Linked DNA regions of Homo sapiens: region 2 is linked to region 1. A link is a contact called in ENCODE Hi-C or POLR2A ChIA-PET data. All regions are on one chromosome and are shown on one strand. Each heading gives the region's core, a stretch centred on a gene start or an enhancer-like site at or near the end of the contact. The rest is flanking DNA. Distances are from core to core; before and after follow the strand shown.

The links. Hi-C counts contacts between places; a loop is a spot of excess contacts on that map. ChIA-PET counts read pairs that join two places held with the same protein, here RNA polymerase II (POLR2A). Pooled maps may share reads with other maps.
Region 2: a loop to region 1 is called in a pooled map, with 4 times the contacts of the local background. The contact joins two enhancer-like sites. A Hi-C loop is called at or near these places in 4 of 50 pooled maps. POLR2A ChIA-PET finds 5 or more read pairs at or near these places in 4 of 52 experiments (CD8-positive, alpha-beta memory T cell, OCI-LY7, T-cell and 1 more).

What each region holds. Positions count from the first base shown.
Region 1 is chr12:92,206,581-92,212,926 of GRCh38, forward strand. No RefSeq gene overlaps it. Among named protein-coding and RNA genes, the nearest start is that of BTG1-DT, 64 kb to the left of the region's middle. RefSeq lists an enhancer at 2,464-2,553. Within about 2 kb of position 3,696, at least 3 of the 41 ENCODE cell types and tissues checked have a DNase peak (open chromatin) inside an H3K27ac peak, as active enhancers do.
Region 2 is chr12:91,975,174-91,981,519 of GRCh38, forward strand. No RefSeq gene overlaps it. Among named protein-coding and RNA genes, the nearest start is that of LINC02404, 100 kb to the left of the region's middle. Within about 2 kb of position 3,043, at least 3 of the 41 ENCODE cell types and tissues checked have a DNase peak (open chromatin) inside an H3K27ac peak, as active enhancers do.

The DNA of each region.
Region 1 (6,346 bases), core at 2,446-4,945:
GCTTTAAAAACTGGCCCAGGCACGGTGACTCATGCCTGTAATCCCAACACTAACTTTTCTTTGTTTCTTGACCTTGAAATTCTTGAAGATTGTGTGCCAATTACTTTTTAGGGTTCCCTTCAGCTGGGGTTTGTCTGATGTCTCCTCATATTTAGTATAGGTTATGCATTTTGGCAGGAATGTCACTAAGTGGCATTGTGTTCTTGTTGCATCACCTCAAGAGGCATATGATGTCACTTTGTCCTTATGTTGGTGATATTAGCTTTGGTCAGTTACAGTGCTGTCTGCCAGGTTTATCTACTGAAGAGTTACTATATTTTACTTTGTAATCAATAATTAATTTGCAAGGAGATACTTTGAAACTATGTAAATATCCTGTTCCTCATTAAAATTTTACCACTAGTTTTAGCATCCATTGATGATTTCTAACTTTGTGGCCGCTTCTCTATATAGTAGTTGACACTGTGCTGTCAGGAAGAGCTGTCCTTTCTCCCTCATTTACTTACTCAACCCTTTGTTCATGGTATTATACAGTGGTGGATTCTCTGAATGTTTGCATTGGTCAAGATGATCCTAATGGACACTAAAGTTTGGAACCACCATTTGAATGAAGAAAGTGATGTCCAAAGAGGTCAATTAACTTATTCAAGGTCATCTAATTAGTGGAGGACTAAACCCCTCTCTCCAAAATTCATGTCTGTATGTTCTTCATGCAGTAATCCCCAGATCTGAAGAGTGGGCACCTATTGATTATCTAAATGTGAATCACCTGAGAAACTTGTTAAAATGCAGCTTCCAGGTCTCATCTCCAGAGATTCTGATTCAATGCCTCCGGTATAAGGCCTTGAGATTTGTATAGAAAAGGGAAACAACTCATAAAGCACTTTTTATCTACTTACCTCAGTACTTTTTAGAAGGTAAATATAAATTGTGATGTTATATCTTTGTTTTTAAGATAGCATGTATAATAAGCACTATCAATTTAATAAGTTATTTTTATATTTATTTGTTTGTTTGTTTATTTATTTATTTTGAGACATTGTCCCACTTTTTCACCCAGGCTAGAATGCAGTGGCACAATCATGGCTCACTGTAGCCTCAACCTCCAGGCTCAAGCAATCCTCCTGCCTCAGCCTCCAGAGTAGCTGCAACTACAGGCACCCTCCACCACACCTGGCTAATTTCTGTATTTTTTGTAGAGATGGGGTTTTGCCATGTTTTCCAGGCAGGTCTTCAACCCTGAGATCAAGCACTCCCAAAATGCTGGGATTTTTATAGGCATGAGCCACCACACCCAGCTTTATTTACTTTTTAACTTTTGTGGAAGGCAATCAACACAGTTACTATCAGAAGATGAGTTCATGCACCTAAAAGGAGGGACAGCAAAGGCATTAAATGCAGCTTTCAGGGAAGTCCTTTGTAAATGCCCTGGAGTAGAAGTCGCGTACTTTAATGTGCATAAAAATTACATTGAGACCTTGTTAAATGCAGATTCTGATTCAGCAAGTCTGGAATGAGTAAGAGTCTGCATTTCTAACAAGTTCCTAGGATCCTACTGTTCTGAGCATGACACTTTGAAAAGCAATGCTTAGGCGGGGCGTGGTGGCTCACGCCTGTAATCCTAGCACTCTGGGAGACAGAGGCAGGCAGATCACGAGGTCAGGAGATGGAGACCATCCTGGCTAACATGGCGAAACCCCGTCTCTACTAAAAATACAAAAAAATAGCCGGGCGTGGTGGCGGGCGCCTGTAGTCCCAGCTACTCGGAAGGCTGAGACAGGAGAATGGGGTGAACCCGGGAGGCGGAGCTTGCAGTGAGCCGAGACCGTGCCACTGCACTCCAGCCTGGGCGACAGAGCAAGACTCCGTCTCAAAAAAAAAAAAAAAAAAAAAAAAGAAAAGAAAAGAAAAGCAATGCTTAGTCAACAGCAGGCATCTTCAGACCTGCTGCCCATTTTTGTAAAGTTTTATTGGAACACCTAGTCGTGTCCGTTTGTTTACATGTTCTCTGTGGCAAAGTTGAGTAGTTGCAACAAAGGCTATTTAGTCCACACATCTTAAATGTTTATTAACTGACCCTTTTGTAGAAAAAGTCTGAAGACCTCTGGTCTAGAGTGATTACTATCACAGAAATCTGCAATCAGAATGTGTTAAGTTTGCGTTTGGACTTTGCCACATTTGTCTTTGTGCCTTGTCAGTCAGCTTCTCTGAATCACAGTTTCCTGTCTGTGGGGAGAGGATAAGAATAGCACATGCTTTATAGAGCTGTTGAAGGATTAAGCAAAACAATACCAGTAAGGAGCTTAGCACACAAATATAAGTGTGCTTCAGATACTTGGGGACCGTGTATAAAGTTTATATCCCAGCCGGGTGCAGTGGTTTATGCCCATAATCTCAGCACTTTGGGAGGTTGAGGTGGGAGGATTACTTGAGCCCAGGAGTTCGAGGTCAGCCTGGGCAACAAGATTCTGTCTCTACAAAATATAAAAAATTAACTGGGTGTCGTTGTGTGCACCTGTAGTCCCAGCTACTCGAGAGGCTGAGGTTGGGGGATCGCTTGTGCCTGGGAGTTTAAGGGTGCAGTGGGCCATGATCGCACCACTCACTATGGCATGGGCATGGGTGACAGCAAGACACTGTCTCAATAAATAAGTAAATAATACAAAATGCAATAAAAGCTGCCTAGAATGCATTTTTTTTTAAAGTCTGCATTCCTAGGCTTCACTTGTGAAGATTCAATTCAGGAGGTCTGGGGTGGGGCCTGAGAATCTGTTTTTGAAACATGTTTTCCAGAAGTTTTTTTTTTGTTTTGTTTTTTTGAGACAGGGTCTCACTGTGTCACCCAGGCTCAAGTGCAGTGAAGTGATCTTGGCTCACTGCAACCTCTGCCTCCTGGGCTCAAGCGATCCTCCCACCTCAGCCTCCTGAGTAGCTGGGTCTACAGGTAGGAGCCACCATGCCTGGCTAATTTTTGTACTTTTTGTAGAGATGGGATTTTGCCATGTTAGCCAGGCTAGTCTTGAACTCCTGGCCTCAAGTGATCCACCCACCTTGGCCTCCCAAAGTGCTGGGATTACAGGTGTGAGCCACTGCACCCGGCCAGAAACATGCTTCCCAGAGGATTCAGATGCAAGTGATCCACAGGGCCAAGTATTGAGGGAAATGTTTAGCAACTTCTCTTGTTCACTTCATGTTCACGCCCCCATCCCATTCTGCTTCCTTCCTTCCACCCTCTCTTCACTATCTGTATCATCCTCAGGAAGGGCTGCTGGGCCTTGCTGCTCTGCATTTCTCTGGCTCCAGGTGCTCCACTCAACCAGCCCTATGCCTAAATTTGTTCTCCAGCTTGTCCGCAGGACTCCAGTTTTAGACTTTGATCCTAAATTAACAATACCTCTGAGTGGACATATTACTTACTTCATGCTCAGAACTGCTTTTGAATGATTAGGTTTTCTCTCCTTTGCAGATCTGTTATTGCCCTCCCTTGATCCCATTTTAAAACAGTGTTCTGCAAGTCAACCTGGCTATGGCCTAAACTCATATTTCGGATGGAGTCCGACCATCATTTAGATGGTAGAAACTAGAATAGACCACTGAGTGTGGGTAAATGGTTTTTACTGCTATTGTCAGAGGATAGTTGATGGAGCAACTGATATCTGGTGCACAGGTGCTCTGAGAAGGTTATTATGGTTTCTGAACATGTGGCTCTTTCCTTTGAAAGTACTGTGCCCTAGAAATAGTAAGTTCAAAGTTTTTTGAAAACCAGTGTGATTCATATCCCGCCTCACAATATATAGTCACTAATATAACAGACGACTTTGCAAAAGATTTCTCAACTGCCTACTTACTCCCCCATGTGCCTACACACACATATACAACAGCAACAAACCCTTACTAATTTGAGTGAATTTTATTTCTGAAGAAAGAAAGCTATAAATGAGCCTGAGCAACATAGCAAGACTCTATCTCTGCAAAAAATACAAAAATGAGCTCTCCGTAGTGGTGTGCACCTATAGTCCCAGCTACTCAGAAGGCTGAGGCAGGGGGATCACTTGAGCCCAGGAGTTCATGGGTGCAGGGTGCAGTGAGCTATGATTGTATCACTGTACTCCAGCCTAGGTGACAAAGCAAGATCCTGCCTCAAAGAAATAAAAAAAATAAAGCTACAAAATAAATATTGAAAGCCTGAATATCACCAGTTTAAACCCCAGGATTTCTTAAGAATATTTTTTTGACCTGTCAAGAATTCAGTGGTGTCTAGTAATTTTCATTTTGTACCAGTAATTAGCTTAGTAGTTAACAAAACCAGACTCTGAATCTTTTCGAGTAGCCTCAAATTGCCCTTTGACACCTCAATTACTGGAGGAATAAAAGGTGTCATTTCTGAAGACGTGAAGAGTATTAGAGTTCATTTCTGATCTAATTAAAAGTCACATTTTAATATCTTTTTTACAGTTCAAAATTTCTAGTCTAGCGCTACCTATGACCCTTGATTAACACTATTCTCAGAGTGTGATTTTTTCCTCAATATAAGCAAGAAATATCTAGCTTGATGAGAGTCTAAGATATTTTGCAAATGCTTTTAGTTTTTTTTCTATGTAAGGTAAAGGAAAAAGAAGAGTCATATTTATCTAATTTTCTTTCTTTTTTGGTAGAGACAGGGTCTTGCCATGTTGCCCAGGCTGATCTGGAACTCCTGAACCCAAGTGATCTGCTTGCCTCGGCCTCCCAAAGTGCTGGGAGTACAGGCGTGAGCCACTGCATCTGGTCCAATATTTGGCTTATTTTATATCTAGTCCTACATACTGACATTTCTTTAGTTTAAGAAATTGAAGCCCTGACTATACATACAAACTATTTTGATTGAAATTCACTTAAGCCGAAATAGTTGCATTTGGTTGATTTTTATATTTTATTATTCCTTTTTGGCACAAAATGTAGTTGTTCAACTTTTTTATTTTTTTCACTTCTTAGCAGCATGTTGAATTTTAAGATACTCTCTTCCTTCGTTGCCTGTTTGTGCCCATTTTCTCACCTCATTCTATAGTTAGGGCATATTAATATATAGAAGCAGAGTTGTAACCATGAAAAGCTGAACGAATGGAGAGAGTTATGTCAAGCATGATAAGAACATGAAGAAGAAACTAGTCTTGTGCTATGGTTTTGATATTTGTCCTCTCTAAACCTCATGTTGAAATTTGATCACCAATGTTGGAGGTGGGGCCTAATGTAAGGTGTTTTGGTTATGCAGGTGGGTGCCCCACAAACAGATTAATGCTCTCCCTTCAGGAATGAGTGAGTTCTCACTCGATCAGTTTTCAAGAGAGCCAGATGTCTCAAAAGAGCCTGGGACCTTCCCCTGCTCCCCCTTACTTCCATTCTTACCATATGATCTCTGCACACACCAGCTCCCCTTCACTTCCCACCATGAGTGGAAGCAGCCTGAGGTCTTTACCAGATGCAGATGTTGGCACCATGCTTCTTGTATGGTCTGCAGGACCATAAGCCAATAAACCTCTTTTACTTATAAATTTCCCTGCGTCAGGTATTCTTTTATAGCAACACAAAACAAAGACATTTGTATTTGTGCATCATTTTTGGGAAGAATCATGAAAACCCAAATATGAATAAAATAGAAAAAAAAATCAACATTCTTTCTAATCTAAGAGAAAAGCTCGGTATCATAGCAATGATGCCATTTATTGATTACTTTTTGCCAGGCTATGTGCCAAACGATTCATTCATTTTTTTTATTCATTAAAAAAAAAAAAATTCATTGGCCAGGCACAATGGCTCACGCCTGTATCCCAGCACTTTGGGAGGCTGAGGCGGGAGGATCACTTGAGGCCAGAAGTTCAAGACCAGCCTGGGTGAAATAGCAAGATCCTCATCACTACAACAACAACAAAAAAATTAAATTAGCTGGGTGTGGTGGCATGTGCTTGTAGTCCTAGCTACTTGGGAGGCTGAGGTGGGATGATCACTTGGGCCTAGGGGTTTCATGTTACAATGAGCTATGATCACATCACTGCATTCAACATGGGTAACAGAGTGAAAGCCTGTCACTAAAAATAATTATTGAGCTCCTACTTCTTGCACTGTTTTTAGTCCCACACAGCTGAGGATAAAACATTTTTTATTCTTTTCTTAATTTATTTTTTATTTTTTATTCTCAGATGGTGTCTCACTCTTGTTGCTCAGGCTGGAGTGCAGTGGCACGGTCTCAGCTCACTGCAACCTCCGCCTCTGGGTTCCAGTGATTCTCGTGCCTTAGCCTCCCAAGTAGCTGGGATTACAGGCACCTGCCACCACTCTCAGCTAATTTTTATATCTTTTAGTAGGGACT
Region 2 (6,346 bases), core at 1,793-4,292, 230 kb before region 1:
TCTCTGAATAAAGTATGGACTTTAATTAATGTTAATGTATCAGTATTGGTTCATTGATTGTAACAAATGTGCCACCCTAAAGTAAGATGTTAATAATAGGGGAAGCTGGGTGTGGAGTATGTGGGAATTCTCTGTACCATCTTTAATTTTTCTGTAAATCAGACTGTTGTAAAAAATAAAGGCCATTACATAATAATAATAAAGTAGGATTCTGCTTAAACACCAGTCTGTTTGTTTGTTTAGTGTGCTATTTCCCTGAACATTTACTCTACTTTCAGAAAACACAGCATCAGAAGTGGAGGGCCAACATATAACAGAACCCGCTAAAGTAAAGGCTATGTCATAAGGGCTATAACATTGTCAGCTGGTCAACCTTCCCTGGTGAAATGCCTTCACTTTCATAAGCTACCTTTGTAACTTTAATATGGCTCAAGATAGGGCCAAGGCAGGCAGGTGCAAGATCCTTGATGCTTCATCTTGCTGTTAAACTACAGCATTGTAAATTCTTAAGCAATTCATCCTAAAATTAGGAGTGATGAGGCTGAGCTTACATATGGGTACTTGTGACTTGAAAAGTTAGTTGTAGAACAAGATGAAAAATTGAAAACAGGGGAAACCTAGTCCCTACTAACTGGGTGGTATTGGACAAGTCATTTACTGCTCTGAGCCTAAATTTTTCATATAAAGAATTGTAGATTACTTACGCCACTCATCTATAGAGCCTTTATAAGGATCAAAATCCATACGAAATTCTTTTCTAAAGTGTATGTAACTACACAAACCTTAGTGTTGCTACCATAGATCTTGAGTATAGTGACAGCTCTCTTGTACGCAGTACTTACCACAAGCCGTGTGCTGTTCCAAGCATATTTTGTATATTAACTCATTTCATGCTCACAATAATCCTGTAGCAAATTCTGTGACGTGTCACTCCAAAACTGACCACAGGATCAAGACCCTTATTTCCCCAGCTATTTAATACAGTGTTGGCGAATGACCACTCAGAGCTGAGTTGCTCTCCAGAAGTTGCTTTCAGCCAAAGGAACTGCCTCATTCAAGGTTATGAGCCCTCACTGTGGGTAGTCCACTTCCAATGCCTAGTTGTTGCGGGTGAGAGAGGGCAAAGCCTCAGCTTCCTTGCCTTATTATGAGACCGCTCTCTAAAGGGCCATCCAGCTCCCCAGCTTCCATGGTGGGCTGAGGCCTCTGTTGCACCTGCATCTCTTCCCCATCCTGCTCCTCTCCCCCTGTTACAGCGCTATTCCTCAGAAGCTTCCCCAGTGAGCCATCTACACACAATGGTCTGTCCTCAGAGCCTGCTTTTGGGAGCATTGAACATAAGACGGGTGCTATGGAGTACTGTCATTTCCTTTTTAAAAAACGTTTATTTTAAGGCCAGGGGCGGTGGCTCATGCTTGTAATTGCAGCACTTTGGGAAGCCAAGGTGGGTGGATCACCTGAGGTCAGGAGTTCGAGACTAGCCTGGCCAACATGGTGAAACCCCATCTCTACTAAAAATATAAAAATTAGCCAGTTGTGGTGGCAGGCACCTGTAATCCCAGATACTTAGGAGGCTGAGGCAGGGAAATCACTTGAACCTGGGAGGCAGAGGTTGCAGTGAGCCGAGATTACACCACTGCACTCCAGCCTGGGCCACAGAATGAGACTCTGTCTCAAAACAACAACAAAAACAACAACAACAACAACTTTTCTTTTAGAATCAGGGGTACATGTGTCAGTTGTTAGAAAGGTATATTGCATGATGCTGAGGTTTGGAGTACAAATGAATCTCCATCACCCAGGTAGGGAGCATAGTGCCCAAAGAGTAGTTTTTCAACCCTTGGACCCCTCCTCTACTTCCCTTCTAGTAATCTCCATTGTCTATTGTTATTATCTTTATGTTCATGCGTATTCAGTTTTTAACTCTCACTTGTAAGTGAGAACATGTGATATTTGATTTTCTGTTTCTGTATTAGTTTTCTCATGATAATGGCCTCCAGCTGTATCCATGTTGCTGCAAAGGACATGATTTTGTTCTTTTTTATGGCTGCATAGTATTCCGTGGTGAATATGTAGCACATTTTCTTTATTCAATCCAGAGTTGATGGACTACTGGGTTGATTCCATGTCTTTGATATTGTGAATAGTGCTGCAATGAACATACAAGTGCATCTGTCTTTTTGGTAGAACAATTTATTTTCCTTTGTATTATCCTGATTGTCAAGAGGTATAGTAACTTACCTGAGTTCATGTGGCTAGTAAATAGCAGAGCCAAGATCTGAGAGCAGGCCATCTAGAAAATGTTTTTACTGTGACATTTGGCACAGGCATCTCTCTCAGTGAATAGACTGTGTCGGATGTGTTGTTTGATTAATGTCTGTGCTAGAAGCAGAACCCAAGGACATGGGTATTGGTTGCAGTCACAACTTCAATGGAAGAGAAAAGCTACTCTGGAAAAACAGTGAGATAAATTTAAATATGAATATTTGGGGGTTAATCCAGGATGGAGGAGATGAGAAGAGAGAGTGAAGGGAGATGTGGGGCAATTTAACTGAGGGAGTGCTGTGGGCTGTGTGATGTGTTTCTCCCTGTGACATGCCTTCCCGCAAATGTCTTCAGTAAAATCTGGCCGGGCGCGGTGGCTCACGCCTGTAATCCCAGCACTTTGGGAGGCCGAGGCGGGTGGATCATGAGGTCAGGAGATCGAGACCATCCTGGCTAACAAGGTGAAACCCCGTCTCTACTAAAAATACAAAAAATTAGCCGGGCGCGGTGGCAGGCGCCTGTAGTCCCAGCTACTCGGGAGGCTGAGGCAGGAGAATGGCGTGAACCCGGGAAGCGGAGCTTGCAGTGAGCCGAGATTGCGCCACTGCAGTCCGCAGTCCGGCCTGGGCGACAGAGCGAGACTCCGTCTCAAAAAAAAAAAAAAAAAAAATCTACCCAACGTGGGAAAAGTTAGACATTGTATTTATTTGTTAGGGCTGCCATAGCAAAGTACCACAAACTGAATGGCTTCAACAACAAAAATGTATTGCCACAGTTCTGGAGGTTAAAAGTTCAAGATCAAAGTGTTGGCAGGGTGGGGTCTTTCTGAGGGTGGTGAAGGAAGGATGTGTTTCATGCCTGTCTTTTAGCATCTGATGGCTTCCCTGCAATCTTTGATATTCCTTGCTGTATAAACACATCACTGATCTCTGCTTCATCTTCCCGTGGCGTTCTCCCTGTGTCTGTGTTCATATTTCCTCTTTGTATAAAGGCAACAGTCATACTGGTTTAGAGGCCCACATTAACCCAGTATGACCTCATCTTAACTATTTATATCTGCAACAACTCTATTTCCAAATAGGGTCACATTCTGAGATACTAGGGGTTAGGACCTCACCATATAAATTTTTGTGGCACATAATCTAATTCATAATCAATGTAGATTAGATTTCTTGTGCAAATGTGTGAAAGGATTGGGTTCTACATCTGAGTGAATGTGGTGACAAACAGAGACAACTTATCTACCATGAGATGAGGACAGTAAGATTATGAGTCCTGGGAGATAGGTAGAGGGGTCTACAGCTCTCTCAAGTTGAAAAATTGGAATTAGAGGCAAGCCTACATGTGTCTCAAGCAGTGACAGACTGCTATGATTTGAATGTTTGTCCCCTCCAAAACTCGTGTTGGAAACTTAATCCCCAATGCAACAGTGTTGGGAGGTAGGGCATAATGGAAGTTGTTTATGTCATGAGGGCTCTGCCCTAGTGAATAAATTCATTCTGCAATAAAAATGGCTTTCAGGAGTGGGTTCATCCGCTTCTGCTCTTCTGCCGTGCAAAGAACAGCATTCCTCCCCCATCCACACACACATACACACACGCACACACAGGCAGACGCACACACATATGTGCACACACACACGCACGCGCACACGCACACACACAGGATGCAGCATTCAAAGCGTCATCATGGTGGCTGGGTGTAGTGGCTCACGCCTGTAATCCCAGCACTTTGGGAGGCTGAGGCATGTGGATCACTTGAGCTCAGGAGTTCGAGACCAGCCTGGCCAACATGGTGAAACCCCGTCTCTACAAAAAAATAACAAATAGTAGCCAGACATGGTGGCATCTGTGTGTTGTCCCAGTTACTCAGGAGGCTGAGGCAGGAGAGTCACTTGAGCCTGGGAGGTGAAGACTGCAGTAAGCCCAGATCACACCACTGCACTCCAGCCTGGGTGACAGAGTGAGACCCTGTCTCAAAAAAAAAAAAAAAAAAAAAAAAAAAAAAAAATTACTATCATGGAAATGAAGACTGAACCCTTATCAGACATCCAACCTGCTGGCACCCTAATCATTTTAGACTTGCCAGCCTCCAGAAGTATGAGAAATAAATGTCTGTTCTTTATAAATTACCCAACCTCCAATATTCTTTTAAAATAGCACAAAACAAACTGAGATAAAGACCTAGCTAAAATCTGGATGATAATGGCTTAAAATGAAGTAAATTCAAGGGTCACTATCAATTGCCTCTCCAATATGAACTTAAGACCTTATAGAACCAACTCTATCCTTTTAACCTCCCCAAAAGATCATCTACTCTTGTAAATCTTCAGGTCCATTAAAAGGAATTACTTCTCCTATTTCTTTTACATGCTTTGATATGTCTAATACACAAGGAAATAGCTTACTGGAGATTGATTATTAGATTACTAGATTTCTGTAAGGGAGGTCATAGTACCTAGACCACTTGTGAAAATATACAATTTTTTATGATGCAGCACTGCTATGGCAAGACAAATACAGATAATTTTTCTTGATATCTGACTTAAAGAAAGGCTGAGAGTACAAGTAAAATAGTGCTATATAGTATAAAATTTTCTACTCAAATTACCTGAGCTAAATCCACCTCTGGCATTTACTAGCTGTGTGACTTTGAGCAATTTATTTGATGTTTCTGTGACTCGGTTCCCTTGTCTGTTAAATGGGGATAATAATAATAATAGACCCCATCTCAATGGGCTCTTATGAGAATTAAAGGACTTAAGGGAGTAAGACACTTAGAATGCTGGCTCTCATGTAGTAAGCTCTTGATCAATGGCAGCTATTATAGTATTGTCAAAATAGCAACTGTCTTTCACACGACCAAAATGTTTTGCCACTGGCGCAGTTATAAGATAGGCTCAAAATAAGCACAACTCTTAAAATTAAGTAGAACAGAGGAAATGTTCTGCTTGCAGACTTATTTTGACTGTTGGATGAAATTTAAATCACTGGTCAGGGGCCAGACAATATTCACCAAATACTTAGGCCATTTTACATATTTCAGATAAAAATTGCCCAAGCCCAGTCTCTATATCATCAGCCAAGGCAACTGCATACTTATAAATAAAACTTCTTGGCTCAAGCCTCTGATGATAATAATTTAATTATATGTTTAGTCCATTAACATCATCAAATAAAAATTCTGATTGCTTAAGAATATAAATTATATGAAAATCTGGCTCTCTGGAAACAAAACAAAACAAACAAACAAAAAAGAATATAAATACCAAGCCAACATGCAATTTCAGAGTAACCATTATCTTTTTCTCATTTTAAAAATGTTTTGATAGAATGATTTATTTTCTTTGGCTATAAACCAGTAATGGGATTGCTGGGTCAAATGGTAGCTCTGCTTTAAGCACTTTGAGAAGACTCCAAACTGATTTCCATAATGGCTGAACTAACTTACATTCCCACCAACAGTGTATGAGCATCCCTTTTCTCTGCAGCCTCGCCAGCATCTGTTGTTTTTTGACTTTTTAATAATAGCATTCTGACTGGTGTGAGATGGTACCTCATTGTGGTTTGATTTGCATTTCTCTGATGATGAGTAATGATTAGCTTTTTTCATATATTCATGGGTTCTTGTATGTCTTCTTTTGATAAATGTCTGTTCATATCATTTGCCCATTGTTTAATGGGGTTAATTTGTTTTTTGCTTGTTGATTTAAGTTCCCTATAGATTCTACGTATTAGGCCTTTTTCAGATGCATAGTTTGTGAATATCTTCTCCCACTCTATAGGTTGTCTGTTTACTCTGCCGATAGTTTCTTTTGCTGTGCAGAAGCTCTTTAGTTTAACTAAGTCCCACTTGTCAATTTTTGTTTTTGTTGCAATTGCTTCTGAAAACTTAGCCAAAAATTATTTGCCAAGGCCAATATCAAGAAGAGTATTTCCTAAGTTGTCTTCTAGGATTTTTATATTTTGAGATCTTATGTATAAATCTTTGATCCATTTTGAGTTGATTTTTTTACATGATAAAAGGTAGGGGTCCAGCTTCAATCTTCTGCATAGGGCTAGCCAATACCCCAGAACCATTT